3 separate regions of the Homo sapiens genome follow, and regions 1 and 3 are each linked to region 2. The links are chromatin contacts, found by Hi-C or POLR2A ChIA-PET in ENCODE. All regions are on one chromosome and are shown on one strand. Each heading gives the region's core, a stretch centred on a gene start or an enhancer-like site at or near the end of the contact. The rest is flanking DNA. Distances are from core to core; before and after follow the strand shown.

What was found. Hi-C counts contacts between places; a loop is a spot of excess contacts on that map. ChIA-PET counts read pairs that join two places held with the same protein, here RNA polymerase II (POLR2A). Pooled maps may share reads with other maps.
Region 1: a map of endothelial cell of umbilical vein shows a loop between it and region 2 (4-fold over the local background). The contact joins two enhancer-like sites. A Hi-C loop is called at or near these places in 4 of 168 maps with a recorded cell type or tissue (MCF 10A, endothelial cell of umbilical vein, heart left ventricle and 1 more), 1 of 37 single-sample maps with no recorded cell type and 5 of 50 pooled maps. POLR2A ChIA-PET finds 5 or more read pairs at or near these places in 11 of 52 experiments (AG04450, B cell, Caco-2 and 7 more).
Region 3: a map of endothelial cell of umbilical vein shows a loop between it and region 2 (5-fold over the local background). The contact joins the promoter of WWC3 here to the enhancer-like site in region 2. A Hi-C loop is called at or near these places in 19 of 168 maps with a recorded cell type or tissue (GM12878, MCF 10A, Right ventricle myocardium inferior and 9 more), 2 of 37 single-sample maps with no recorded cell type and 13 of 50 pooled maps. POLR2A ChIA-PET finds 5 or more read pairs at or near these places in 8 of 52 experiments (A549, CD4-positive, alpha-beta T cell, GM12878 and 5 more).

What each region holds. Positions count from the first base shown.
Region 1 is chrX:10,080,942-10,085,302 of GRCh38, forward strand. The region is part of intron 6 of WWC3 (WWC family member 3); the gene reads left to right. Among named protein-coding and RNA genes, the nearest start is that of WWC3, 68 kb to the left of the region's middle. RefSeq lists an enhancer at 1,945-2,445. Within about 2 kb of position 2,395, at least 31 of the 41 ENCODE cell types and tissues checked have a DNase peak (open chromatin) inside an H3K27ac peak, as active enhancers do; they include endothelial cell of umbilical vein, where a contact is called at or near this core.
Region 2 is chrX:10,046,893-10,051,281 of GRCh38, forward strand. All of the region lies in intron 2 of WWC3 (WWC family member 3), which reads left to right. Among named protein-coding and RNA genes, the nearest start is that of WWC3, 34 kb to the left of the region's middle. RefSeq lists enhancers at 1-598, 599-1,231, 3,187-3,810. Within about 2 kb of position 1,984, at least 3 of the 41 ENCODE cell types and tissues checked have a DNase peak (open chromatin) inside an H3K27ac peak, as active enhancers do; they include endothelial cell of umbilical vein, where a contact is called at or near this core.
Region 3 is chrX:10,013,103-10,017,165 of GRCh38, forward strand. WWC3 (WWC family member 3) reads left to right here and starts at 2,152. Exons shown (of 24, transcript NM_015691.5): 1 at 2,152-2,571; 2 at 2,574-2,756. The coding sequence starts at 2,477. RefSeq lists enhancers at 267-1,150, 1,151-2,034 and silencers at 1,855-2,024, 2,065-2,124.

The sequences.
Region 1 (4,361 bases), core at 1,145-3,644, 34 kb after region 2:
TAAAGGTGGTGTTTGAGAAATGGTGCTGGTGTGGGTCTGAAGGTTTGCTGAGCCGTTCTCTCCATTCACTGGCTTTCCTTGCTGAACTTGCGCATGTGCCGCACGCCTTCTGCACCTACTTTTCTCATCTGCAAATGGTGATTGTTTTAGGCAGCTCGGGCTGCTATGACAAATACCATAGACTGGGTGACTTGAATAGCAGATATTTGTTTCTCACAGTTCTGGAGGCTGGAGGTCCAATATTTGGTTCCTGGTGAGGGCCCGATTCCTGATATGCAGATGACCATCTTGTCGCAGTTTCCTCTCATGGCTAAGAGAGCAAAAACTCTGTTCTCTCTTCCTTTTCCTAATCCCATCATGGGGTCCCACCCTGTGACCTCATCTAACCCTAATCACCTCCCAAAGGCCCCACCTTCAAATGCCATCACATTAGAGGGTAAGGCTGCAACATAAGAATTTGGAGGACACACAAACACACAGTCCATAACAGCAATCACTGTGCTCAGTTATACTGAGGACAGCACCAGCACCTGGTACATGCCCAGCCCGAAACAATTAGTCCAACTCTGTGTGGTTACTGTTACTGACGCAGGTGGGCACCATGTTGCCGTCTTTCATCCTGCATGCAGATGCATGAGGTGACACACGTGACTGCAGCACTGCTCTTTATGGGGAGGTAATAAAGGAATGTGAGGTACAGATGTAATTATCTACCATTACCCAGCTATGTGTTTGTGTGCATTTTGGATCTACAGTCAGAGCTTCCTTTTATTAACCCTAGTTAGTATTAGCACAGCTTCTTCTTTAGCTTTTTTTTTTTTTTTTTTTAAGACAGAGTCTTGCTCTCGTCGCCCAGGCTGGAGTGCAGTGGTGTGATCTTGGCTCACTGCAACCTCCCCCTCCCAGGTTCAAGTGATTCTCGTGCCTCAGTCTCCCCAGTAACTGGGATTACAGGTGCCCGCCACCACGCCTGGCTAATTTTTGTATTTTAGTAGAGATGGGGTTTTGCCACATTTGCCAGGCTGGTTTCCAACTCCTGACCTCAGGCGATCTGCCCGCCTCGGCCTCCCAGAGTGCTGGGATTACAGGCATGAGCCACCGTTCCCGGCCTCTTCTTTAGTTTTGTCTTAAGCAAATCAAGCTTCTTTTCCAACTAACCGGCTGCTGGTTTTGTCATTCATGCGGTGCATAGGCCAGAGTGCTTTCCAAATGCACCGACGTGTGTTTTGTCCTTTTAGCCCCCCACTCCAGCCAGCCTCCAGATACTCCAACACCTCCTCAGATGCGACTGTGTGTGCTGTGGCAGTGTCATCCTGTGTCACTTTGGCTAAGGTGGTGGATAAAGAATAAGCAGAAACAAATCATTTGATTTGTGACAGGTCACCAAAAGTTATTAGGACTACCTAGTTGGATTTGAGGTGAATTTTCTACCTTCATTAGGCCACACTGTAGCTGTCTCTCATTGTGATACAGTGTCTCTGGACAATATGTAGTTGTTTGTTTTTTTTTGGTTTTTTTTTGAGATGGGGAGTCTTTGTCACCCAGGCTGGAGTGCAGTGGTGCAATCTTGGCTCGCTGTAACCTCCATTTCCTGGGTTCAAGCAGTTCTCCTGTCTTAGCCTCCCAAGTAGCTGGGATTACAGGCACACGCCACCATGCCCAGCTAATTTTTATATTTTTAGTAGAGACCGGGTTTCACCATGTTGGTCAGGCTGGTCTCGAACTCCTGACCTCAGGTGATCCGCCTGCCTCAGCCTCCCAAAGTGCTGGGATTACAGGCATGAGCCACCACGCCCGGCCCAGTAGGTGGTTTTAATGTTAGTCATTGTGTGTGCCGGAGGTTGCAGTTAATGTCATTCTCATTTGCAGCTCTGAGGAAGGTGACTGGGGTTCAGGAAGAGTCTGAGTTTGCTCAGGATCCCTGAGCATCAGCAGGGAGCCACGTCTGGCACTTCCCTCATGGCCATGGTTTCTGTAGTGGGTTGCTGGGCTCAGCGCCCGTTGCTTTGCCTTGGCTCCATCGTTCTGGTGAACTCCATTTCCTTATTTGAAGACAAAGGCCATATAGCAGTGTCAGCTGTAGATGGACTGATTTAGAAACTGAAACGTACTGCTGACTGAGAAAACCCCCTTCTCCTTAGCATGGCTAGGATGTGAATTCATCTTTTGTAGTTGCAGTGGTTTCAAGAATAGGAAAAGGCAGCCTCTGTTTCCCTAGGGGCATTAGACAGAGAAGCAGGAGCCAGAATAACGAGAATTTTAACTTAACACCTGCGGCCAAAACGGAGCGCAAGTTGTGCTCCTGGAAGAGAGGCGGGCCAGTGCTGTTTGGATTGTCTTTCTGCTTTCATTATCAAGATCCCACGCTTGGGAACAGCAATTGTAAACTTGCCACTTGCCAAGGGGAGGCTCCTCCTGTCTGCCTGAGCTCATGAGAATACCCGCCCTCCCCCTGGAGGCCAAGGAGTGGCCTGGGGAAGGCTCTGGACCTGGCCTTGGTCCTGAGGGGCCCACCCCACCTCATGCCTGACCAGGGGCAAGTTAGCTTTCAGGAGGGAGCTGCCCAGAGCTGTTGTTTAATGGGCACGTTGCCTTGGCTCTGTCTGACGCTGCGTTGTTACTGTGCATGTTTACTTTATTCTGGGACAGACACAGCCTCACAGGAAGAAGAGAAAACCCAGGCACCCGTGCCACTCTTAAAATATTTTTGTAAGTGGAAGATAATCTGGTAGCCTTTCTCTGAGTTCCACAGCTTATGAGATGAAAACAGCCTCATTATTTTTCTGGTATTGAACATTGGGTGTTTAGGTTTGGATTGAATCATGCAAATGTATATTTTTTTAATTGAGAAATTTTAGAAGGCCTTTTCAAGCATTGAAAATGTGATTACCCCATCTCTACTGGGAAATCCTGACTATACGTACAGATAGCAGGTGAGCTGTTATACCTAAACATGAAGCATCTCTGATTTTATCACCAACATTGCTTAAGGCAGTGGCCTGAGATTTTCCTCCAGAAAATTTCCTGCTGTTCTTGCTTCCCAGAATATCCAGTGTATTCTTTTCCAGAGCACCTCACTAGGAGTTTGGCTGCTTATAACATTTTAAGCTTGCCTTGTTTATCTTGGTGAATTTCCTGGCTAGCAAGGAAATTCATCATTACACTTGGGTCCAAGTAAGGAAAAAAGAACCTTTTGTATTTTACTTTAAATCTATATATGTTGTTGATTGTTGTAGAGAGGAATTGGCCACAGATATGTTCGCTGGGTTAATGATAGAATATGTACACAGATGTGTGTTTTATGTGTATCTATGTGAAGTGTACACATGTAAGCTTTTAATGATGGAAAATATCAAACACAAAAGCAGAGAGAATAGTATACTGAAACCTTCCTGTACCCCTCACCCCATTTAACCTGCACAATTGCCAATCTTGTTTCGGTGGTGACCCCACCCCATCTGCTAAGCTCTCACGGCCTTATTGAAGCAAATGCCAGAATCCCATTTAATCCATAAATATGTCTCCTAAAGTTATGGACTCCTTTTGAAAATAACTCTAATCCCTGTACCCCATTTACTAGGCATCTTGTGTCCAGTGAGCTCTTGCATTTCTTCAGGTGTTTGGGTCCAGTTTGGGCCACAGAGTGCCTTTGGTTGATGTGTCTCTTACGTCTTTTCTTTTCTACTCTCCCTCCTTTTTTTCCCCTGACAGCTTATTTGTTGGAGAAAGTAATTTGGTTGTCCTATAGAATTTCCCTAATGTTGGGTTTTGCTGCTGAAATTCACATGATGTCATTGAACGTGTTCCTCTGTCTCTTGTTATTTATGCAAATGGGCGTAATAGTTTGAGAGGCTTGATCTGATTCAAGTTGGATTTCTTTTCTTTTTTTAGTAAGAATGTTTTTAGGTGGTGGTGTTACTTCCATCAGGAGGCACCACTCTGTGCTTGTTTCTTTTTGCGGTGTGAAGATGATCAGTAGGTTCTGGCCTTGTTAGCCCAATGCTTTGATTTATATTAATAACATTTCTTGTCAGCTTTTTACCTAAGTTATGGATGTGTATCTTCCAGGATAAGTTCCTGAAAGCGGGCTTGGTAGGTTAAAGGGTGAATGTATTTGTTGTATTATAGGTTGTATTTCTTATCTGAAATGCTTAGGACCAGAAGTGTTTTGAATTTCAGTTTTTTTTTTTTTTTTTTTTTTTTTTTTTTTTTTTTTGGTTTGGAATATTTGCATTATACTTACTGGTTCAATATCCCTCATCCAAAAATCTGAAACCTGAAATGCTTCACTGGTCATTTTCTTTGGGTGTCATGTCAATGCTTAAAAAGTTTCAGATTTTGAAGCACTTTGGATTTCAGAT
Region 2 (4,389 bases), core at 734-3,233:
CTGCTAGGAGTCTGTGATAAAGGCGACAGGGACCCCAGTCCTGCCTTCTTGAAGGGGAGCCTAGCATGGTAGAAATCTTCACACTCATCATAAGTTACCACTTTAATGGGCATGCGTTAATGCAGAGACACTGCAGAAGACGTCACACTCCATGTTTTCCTGATGCCGCTTAACAGGGAAACCATCAAGGTCACGGAAACGGGCAGAAATGGTTACAAAGTGAGCTCTGGCATTGCCGTCCCTCTTGCGATGGTATGGAGCGGAGATGATGGCCAAGCTCCCAGTCAGTGGCCTCCTTGTGGAGTCAAGAAGGACTGTCCTGGCCCAGTGCTTGCTCAGGCCCCCTTGTTCCTGCCTTGCTCAGACAGCGGGCTCCCTTCTGCCCACACCTCAGCCTCCCTCCCCGCTGTTCCCTGCAGCCTCTTTCGACAAAGCAGATCTGCTGATGACAGGCCCTGCTTCACTTCCCAGTGGCGTCCTGCCATCTGCAGAACCCATCTCCTTATCAGGGTGGCCCAGGCTTTCTTCAGGAGGCTTCCTTTCACCACACCCACCCTCACCCAACCTAGGGCAGGTCCCAGTCCATCTGGGACTTGCCCATCATGGCTCCAGCGTCCCCCATTCCTCCCCTCCCCAGGCAGGTTAGAAGCGGCCTTGCTGCTCCTGTTGGGCCTTGAACCCAGTGCTTCTAAAACCCACCCATCCCCACGAGCTGCGCTTGTTTGCCTGGGTGGCTCTTCCCCTGTGCCTGGAGCTTTGGGAACAGGGTTCCTGAAACTGGAGTTCCCAGACTGGTAGCATTTTGTGTATCTTTGAGGCAGCATCTTGGGTGTACATGTAGACACATCTTTCCAGGCAGGACATCGATGGCTTGTCTCAGATTCCCAAAGAGATCCAAGACTTAAAAAGAACCACTGCCTGGGGCGGCTGCTCTCCTCTGCATCCTTTCCTGGCACACAATTAATATGCGCAGGCTGGATGACTGGAGGTCACAGATGCTTGGCATTTCCCCCCGTGCTTTTGTTCATGGATTCAGTTGGTGATATATGCAGCGATGCATCTATAAATAGTGGAATTCTCATGCCCCAAAGAAAACGAGTTAAGTGACTGCTGAAAGTTGTTGTTGTTGTTGTTGTTTTTTTCCTTCGGGGTGTGGGGTGTTAATTAATGCCAAAAAAGGCAGGTGATAAAATCCTTTTGTTCTTACTCTTAGAATCCTGGTGCAGGACTTTCTGCAGCTGGGCTCCAATACAAACCAGAGTGGGGAGGGGACTTGATCTTGGCAGTATTGGAAAAGCTTTAATTGATACTATAGAGCCCGAAGGACTGACATCTTTACCCCTGTGTGCCGCTTGTCGTCTGAACGGATGGCCGAGACGCATCCTGGGTCGCCTTCCCTGTGATGCCATTTCTAAAGAATGTTATTGTTCAGCCCCTTCGCTCTCCTTGGCCAGTGTAGTTTTCCTTGCCCAATTCGGTTGAATTTACTTCTTCCGTCCATTGTTACTATTTGTTTCTTTATTTCCCAAATCCTTCCTTAAAACTTCTCCTTTTTAATTTTAAAATATCTCTTCCTGTTGTATTCAGTAGTAAATTAAGGACCAAAATATTATAATACTGTATTTTATTTTGAAAGGACTGTGTTAAGACTCCCATCTAAAATTTTGGCAATATTAAAAGTAAAAGGCTGATCGTTTGCTTCTCTAACTATACTCTCACCAGAGTAATCATCGTTAGAAATTTGTCAAGAGGGTAAAGGAGATAAGAAAGTATTTAAAAGTGGAATACGGTTCACATTACACTTATTCCTATAAAGAGCTCTTGGAACCCTTGAAGTTTGCTTGGAATCGGTTCTCTGAGTTCCGTGTGGAAGTGCAGGGAGCTGGCTGCCTCTGGCGTGGCTTCCAAGTCCTTGACTGCCCTTGCCCACATCCTGGTCTCACCACTTCTCAGGTGTGTGTCCCTGAGCTCAGCTTCCTCCTAGGTAACATGGGATGGTGATAGTGGGCCCACCTCCTCACGCTATCGTGATGATTAAGTGTTTGGTTGAGCACAGTGCTGGGCTTTGCTGTGTGGCTGCAGTGTTAGTTTGCACACCTGGCACCGTCCCGTGCAGTGGCCCTGCACATTCAGTGCTCCAGTATTTACATGATGTATCTATGTATACATATGTCCTGCAGCTTTGCCTGTCCAAGTACTGTGGACGGTTACCAAAAATAAGGAGCCTATTTTAATTACATACACAACCAGAAGAAAAATTAATGACATGTACATACTGTACTGCCCCTAGGAAGTATGATGTGCTTTAATATTTTCTTTTTAAAATAAAATACTGCCAGGGACCTACTCACTCAATTTCACTGCTCACTGATAGGTTGTGACTATAGTGTGAGAGCCCTGATATAGAGAGTAATGGGATGAATGAACACAAAGGATTGGAAGTAATTAGTTTCGGGAATGTTTCAACATGTGTCCAGATGGAAGATATTCTGGAACATCCACCAGCCATGACTTGGAATTTACACATAAAAATCTCCAGATGCATCTAACAGCTTCAAGTGAGTGAGATGACAGCGAAGCTAGTGATAGCATCCAAGTCTTGTGTTTTTTTCTTCTCCCAAGTATTTCATGTGACTTGGAATCCTTAAATTCTTTTTTCCCCACTGTAAATGAAGTATTCAATAAGAACGTCAGTGTGTGTGTGTGTATTTTAAAAACAGCTTTAGTGAGGTGTAATTTCCATATCATAAAATGCACCCATTTTAGTACAGTCCTATGAATTTTAGTCAATTATACAGCTGTGTGACTGTCATCACAATTAGGTTGTAGAACACGCCCATTGTCCCCTGCTGTCCCCAGTCCCACTTGCCTGACTACCACTGCCTGGTTTCTCTTAGGGAAAGGCATGTTTCAGAAGTCAGACTCCTGGATGGTATCATTTCTCTGCCCTCCTTGACGAGGGAACTGCAGTGGCCTGGGGTTCTTCCTGGTTTCTGGGCCATCATGCCTGAAAGCCTGGTCTGGAGCCAGTGAGGAGGACCCATTTGGGTCCATGGGAGGGGGCTGGGTACTGAGGGCTGGTCTGTGCGTGCGTGGGGTGGGTCTAGGGATTTGTAAGCAGCTGTAGAATGAAGGCTCAGAGCTGACTTGGGAGTCCCCTAATGAGGTCCTCTAGCCTGCATTGGCTCCCCCTGTTAGTGCTTTGCAGCCATGATGCCATTCTTAATGCGACAAGCCCGAGTTTCCGATCACTCTGGTAAACAGCTCCCGAGCACCTGTTCTGCCCAGTCCCTGAAGAGGAAGCCATGCATCTGTCACACTGCAGCCCATTCTCCCTCTGATCCAGTCTCTCCAGCTTCCAATCTGCACACCTACTCATGAGCATTTCCTGTCCAGACCAGTACCATCTACAATCAGCTCTAGAGCTGCCACAGACAACCTGTTTTGGGTGGCAGACTCCATTCAGCATTGATCAAGTAATTCCGACTCATCCTGTATATGCAGTGGAGCACCTCCTGGGCAAGTCCTGGAGCCCTGTGGGGGTCAGGTCAGCATTGGAGGGGATGCCAGCCTTGCCCTGAAGGAACTAGTACTCGGGGAGATGCAATGTTTATTAATGACCGCATTCTACTTAGAGTTTTAAGAACTGCCACAGAAGAGATCAAGTGCTGAGGCTGGCCAAAGAAAGGCCAGCTTGCTTCTGGCTGGGCTGGGCTGGGCTGGGTCTGGACCTGAGGAATCTGGGCCACATCTTAGAAGAAGCATTAGCATTTGAACAGGAAAGGGGCGGGGTGAGGGGAAACTTGGCAAAGGGAAAGAACAATCCAGGTTTGGGGATAGCAGTTCCCATGGGTTACTGGGAATGCGGATGGATATGAGGGGGTTGGAGGGAAGCCAGGAGTTCCCTGTATGCGGTTTTGTGGTCTTAGAAGTGTGGTTCCTTCAAAATCCCCACTAGTGGCTTGTGGAGGATGGCAACTCAGGCCAGGTCTTTCTTAAGTGATGCACCTGTGCACCTGTGATCATTTGCAGACTCAAATTACTGTAGAATTTAGATGAGAGTGTGACGTTGTGATATCCAGTGCAGTAGCCACAGCCACACGCAAATGAGCACTTGAATCGGGTCAGTCCTAAAATGAAATGGGCTTAACCTGTAAAACACACCGGGTTTCAAAGACTCCATTGAAATAAAGAATGAAAAGCATTCCATTTGTAATTTTTGTAGTCATTACGTGTAAAAATGATAGTATTTGCAGTATAGTGGGTTAAATAAAACATGTTTTAAAATTCATTTCGCCTGTTTCTTTTTACTCGTTTAAGAAGTTTTGCATTAATATGTGGGCTCTCATTCTGATTCCATTGGACAGTGCTGCCCCAGAGAATTCTTTG
Region 3 (4,063 bases), core at 902-3,401, 34 kb before region 2:
TAAGGTAAGAAGGCAGTGGCAGCCCCACTGGCGATAAATCATGCCAATCGGAAGGGAAGATGTCAGAGCAGGGACACTCAGCACTTGGGGCATTCCCTGGCACATGCGACATCACAAAATATGTGCTTTTTTGACCCTCCCACTCTTTCCCTTGGACATGTAATAATCACACATGTTTAAAAGGACTCATGCGGTGGAATTTCTCACATAGAACATTCAGGTAGGGGTAGATAGATACTTGGGGAGCAAGAAAGTTTCTGTGTTGTAGTAGGAGGAGGGAGAGGAAAGACCTTCCTTGGATAGTTTTTTGGACGTCGCTATACCTTCACAACTTCACATTCTTCTTCTTCTTCTTCTTCTTTTTTTTTTTTTTTTTTTTTTTTTGAGACAGGGTCTCTGTTCCATCGCCCAGCCTGGAGTGCAATCGTGCAAACACGGCTCACTGCAGCCTCGACCTCCCTGGCTCAAGTGATCCTCCCACCTCAGCCTCCCAAAGTGTTGGGATTAAAGGTGTGAGCCACCGAGCCCGGCCCCACATTCTTCTAATTTTTTTTTTGTTGTTGTTGAGATGGAGTCTCACTCTGTCGTCCAGGCTGGAGTGCAGTGGCGCGATCTCAGCTCACTGCAACCTCCCAGGTTCAAGCAGTTCTCCTGCCTCAGCCTCCCGAGTAGCTGGGATTACAGGCGTGCGCCACCATGCCCGGCTAATTTTTGTATTTTTAGTAGAGACGGGGATTTCACCATGCTGGCCAGGCTCGTCTCGAACTCCTGACCTCGTGATCCGCCCGCCTGGGCCTCCCAAAGTGCTAGGATTACAAGCGTGAGCCACCGCGCCCGGCCCATTCTTCTTTTTTAAAACAACCTTTCCCCTCATAAAAGTAATATTACCATTTTACAAAAAATTGGAAGGCAAATCATTTTTAAAAATCCCGCCAAAGGAATGCAAACTCTTGTGAGCATTTCAGGACATTTTCCTCCAGTCTCTTCCCCTGTGTATCTGGATTTCAATCAGGCTCTACCAGATATTTTTGTATCACTGTAACTGTTTAAAAATCTCCCTGATACTGTCCTGCATTTCCTGGCATAACGTGTTGCGGCTGTGGGTCTGGGGCACGAAGTAGGTGGGAGATTTAGAGCAAGACACAGCCCCAACTCTGGAGCTTCAGCTTCCCCAGCTGGGAGCCAGTGAAACAGAAGTTCCCGTCTAGGCTGAAAGTTTTAGGAGTTGACCCGGCTTCCTCCCCAGCAATGGTCTACTTGGGTCTCCGCTCAAACGATCAGACCCCACAAACCGGATGAAGCGCTCAGGGAAGGTCAAGGAACTCCCGCCTAGTGTGGGCCCCCAGGTTAGCCCTTCTAGGGCTGTCCTGGCGGGGACGCAAAGTGGCCACCTGCCCAGCTGCCCGCTTCCAGAGGCGTCCTCCCTGCGCCGCCCGAGAGGACCGGCCGCGGGCTCCCCCAGCTCCTCAGCTCCCTCGGCCCCGCCTTCAGGGGCTTTTCCCACCTTCGCGGGACCAGACGGGTTGTGTGGGAGACCGAGGGCGCAGCCTCCCGCCAAGTGCGCAGAGGGTCTCCAGACAGCCAGAGCCCGGGAGCGGGTGAAGGGAGGGCACTGCCCGCTCTCTCGGGAATTGTTTGCGCCCGAGGAGTCACCCCAGGCAGGCCGCGCCCGCAGTCCGGGTAGGGCGTCGTCCTCCCCGCCCGCCTTCCTCTACGCGGGGGCCCGGGGGCGGACTGACGCGGCGGCGCCCATCCTGGCCTCCATGCGGTTTCCCGAGGCCGGAGGAAGGTGGCGGAGCGGGAGGGAGAGAGCGAGGAGCGCGCGGAGAGGGAGGACGGCGGAGGGGGAGGAGCAAGCGGAGGGGTGGGGGTGGGGTCGAGGAGCCGAGCGCCGAGGAGGACCCCGAGGGAGACTGGGGGCGGAGCAGCCGGCGACGGAGAGGCGCGGAGGACGCGGGGCCGGGGGAGGCGGAGCAGCGGGAGTGGGTGGAAAAGCAGAGGCGGCGGGAGGAGCGGGAGCCTCCGTGGGAGATTCGGGAGGAGCAGCCGGCGTGGGTGGAGCCGCCGGCGTGGGAGGAGCCGCGGGGCCTGGGTGAGAACGGGGCGGGACGGCCGGAGGCGGGGCCTGCGAACGCCCTGCCCCTGCTCGCCCGGGCCGCGCCGAGGAACGAAGATGGCCGGGCGCGCCGCGGGAACGGAGGGGCGGCCGGCAGCGGCGGCGGCGGCGGCGGCGGCTCCCGGGCTGTGACTTCGCGCGCGGCGGCCACCCGGGCTACCTGAACGGAGTGGGCGGCGCGGGCAGCGGCTTGCTAGGGCGGGCGGGCGGACGCCGGTGCACGGGCGCCGGGCGGAGGATGCGCCAGGAGCGGCGGGCGGCTCCCCGCGGCCGCCCCCGCGCCCCGGGCGCCGGGCCTTAGTGCTGGCGGAGGAGGCGGCGCGCGCGGGGCGGCCGGGCGGCGGCGGGGCCCGCGCCGTCATGCCTTGGCTGAGCGGCGGCCGGCGGCGACGGCGGGGACAGCCGCGCGAGGCCCCGCGGGAGCCGCCGCCTTCTGCGCAGCCCCAGCGGGAACCGCGCCGCCGGCGCCCCCCGCCGCGGTCCCCACGCCCCCAGCTCCTTCCGCGCCGCCGCCGCGGGCCCGGGAGAGCGCCGAGCTGCCGCTGCCCGCCGGCTGGGAGGAGGCGCGAGACTACGACGGTCGCGTCTTTTACATTGACCACAACACGCGCCAGACGTCGTGGATCGACCCCCGCGACCGGTAAGCGGGCCGGCTGGGGGCGCCAGACCCGGCGCGGGCGCTACGACCCGGGCCGCCGGCCGGCGCCACCGCGGATGCGCTGGGGACACGCCCCGCCCAGCGCGGGGCCGCCGCCGAGAGCCCCCGGGCCCGGGCAGAGCTCGGAGCGCCTCCATCCCCGGAACCAGGGGACTCCCTGGAGTGCTCCGGTCCAGGCTACGATCGAGGCGCCCCCATCCCTTGGGCCCAGGGAGAGGATCGGAGACACCAGGAGGCCCTCGGGGCTGGGTGAAGATCTTTGGTTCCGGGGGTCCGGGAGAGGATCCACCCTCCCAATACCCCGACTCCCAGGGCTCTGACCAAGAATGGAGGTGCCCCTTCTCCAGGCCTCGAGCCCTCTGAGCGCCGAGGCCGGCCGCCTACAGGTCCCCCGCCGCTGGGCGGACCCTCTCATTCGGTTCCCTCACGTCACCCGCTGTCCGGCGCCTGGGAACTGGGCTCCTGGAATTTCCTCTCCTGGGGCTGACAGATGGCCCTCTTTTCCTTTCTCTGCGGCAGCCTCGCCCATCCCGGTCCCGGGCGTCTGCGGCCCACTGCCCCGGCCCTGGTTCTGCAGGTGTCCCCAGCCCCGCGGTGGCGAGATGAGCTGTCACCTTGGATCACAAACGTGCGCCCCAGCTTTGGGGTGCGGGTTCCCTGTCTGGCGGGTTCAGGCTGGTTTCCATCCAAAACCTGATGTCAGACGGGCCCTTGAGGGATTCCCAACCCTTTTGGAGTTGGAGAAGTCTGTTCCCAAACTCTAGTTGCTCTTTAGCGCCTTAAAACTCGTGAGTTAAAACTGTTTGAAATAGCCTTCTGTACTGCAGCCAGAATGCAATATGATTAGTCCCATATGCTTTTGGAATAAACGAAAAACAAGAATTGTATTTTAAGTTTCCTTTTTGTGAAAGATATGCATGGGGTACAAAGCTGTCTTATTCACGTATAAAAACCCAATCAAGTAAAAACTGATTCTTGTAAAAGCACTATCAGATTTCATTTAATTAATTCCATGTAACGAAGCTCTTCCTTAACTTTTTGCTCGATTGTCTACGGGTTTCGATTGTTCAACTGCTTTTACAGAGATGTATTTTGTGTGGAATTGGGATTTCTGTGGACATCAAGTGTTTCCACAGGTTATCTGATGTCTTGTCCTCTCTAGAGCAACTCTCCTTCCAGGGCCTGAGTGCCAAAAAGGAAACACCACAGGCTTCCCAGTGATTTGAAGACTTGCAAAGGCCCAGTGTGGTGACATTGTGCCTGCTTCCTCCTACCTGCACAGGGAAGGC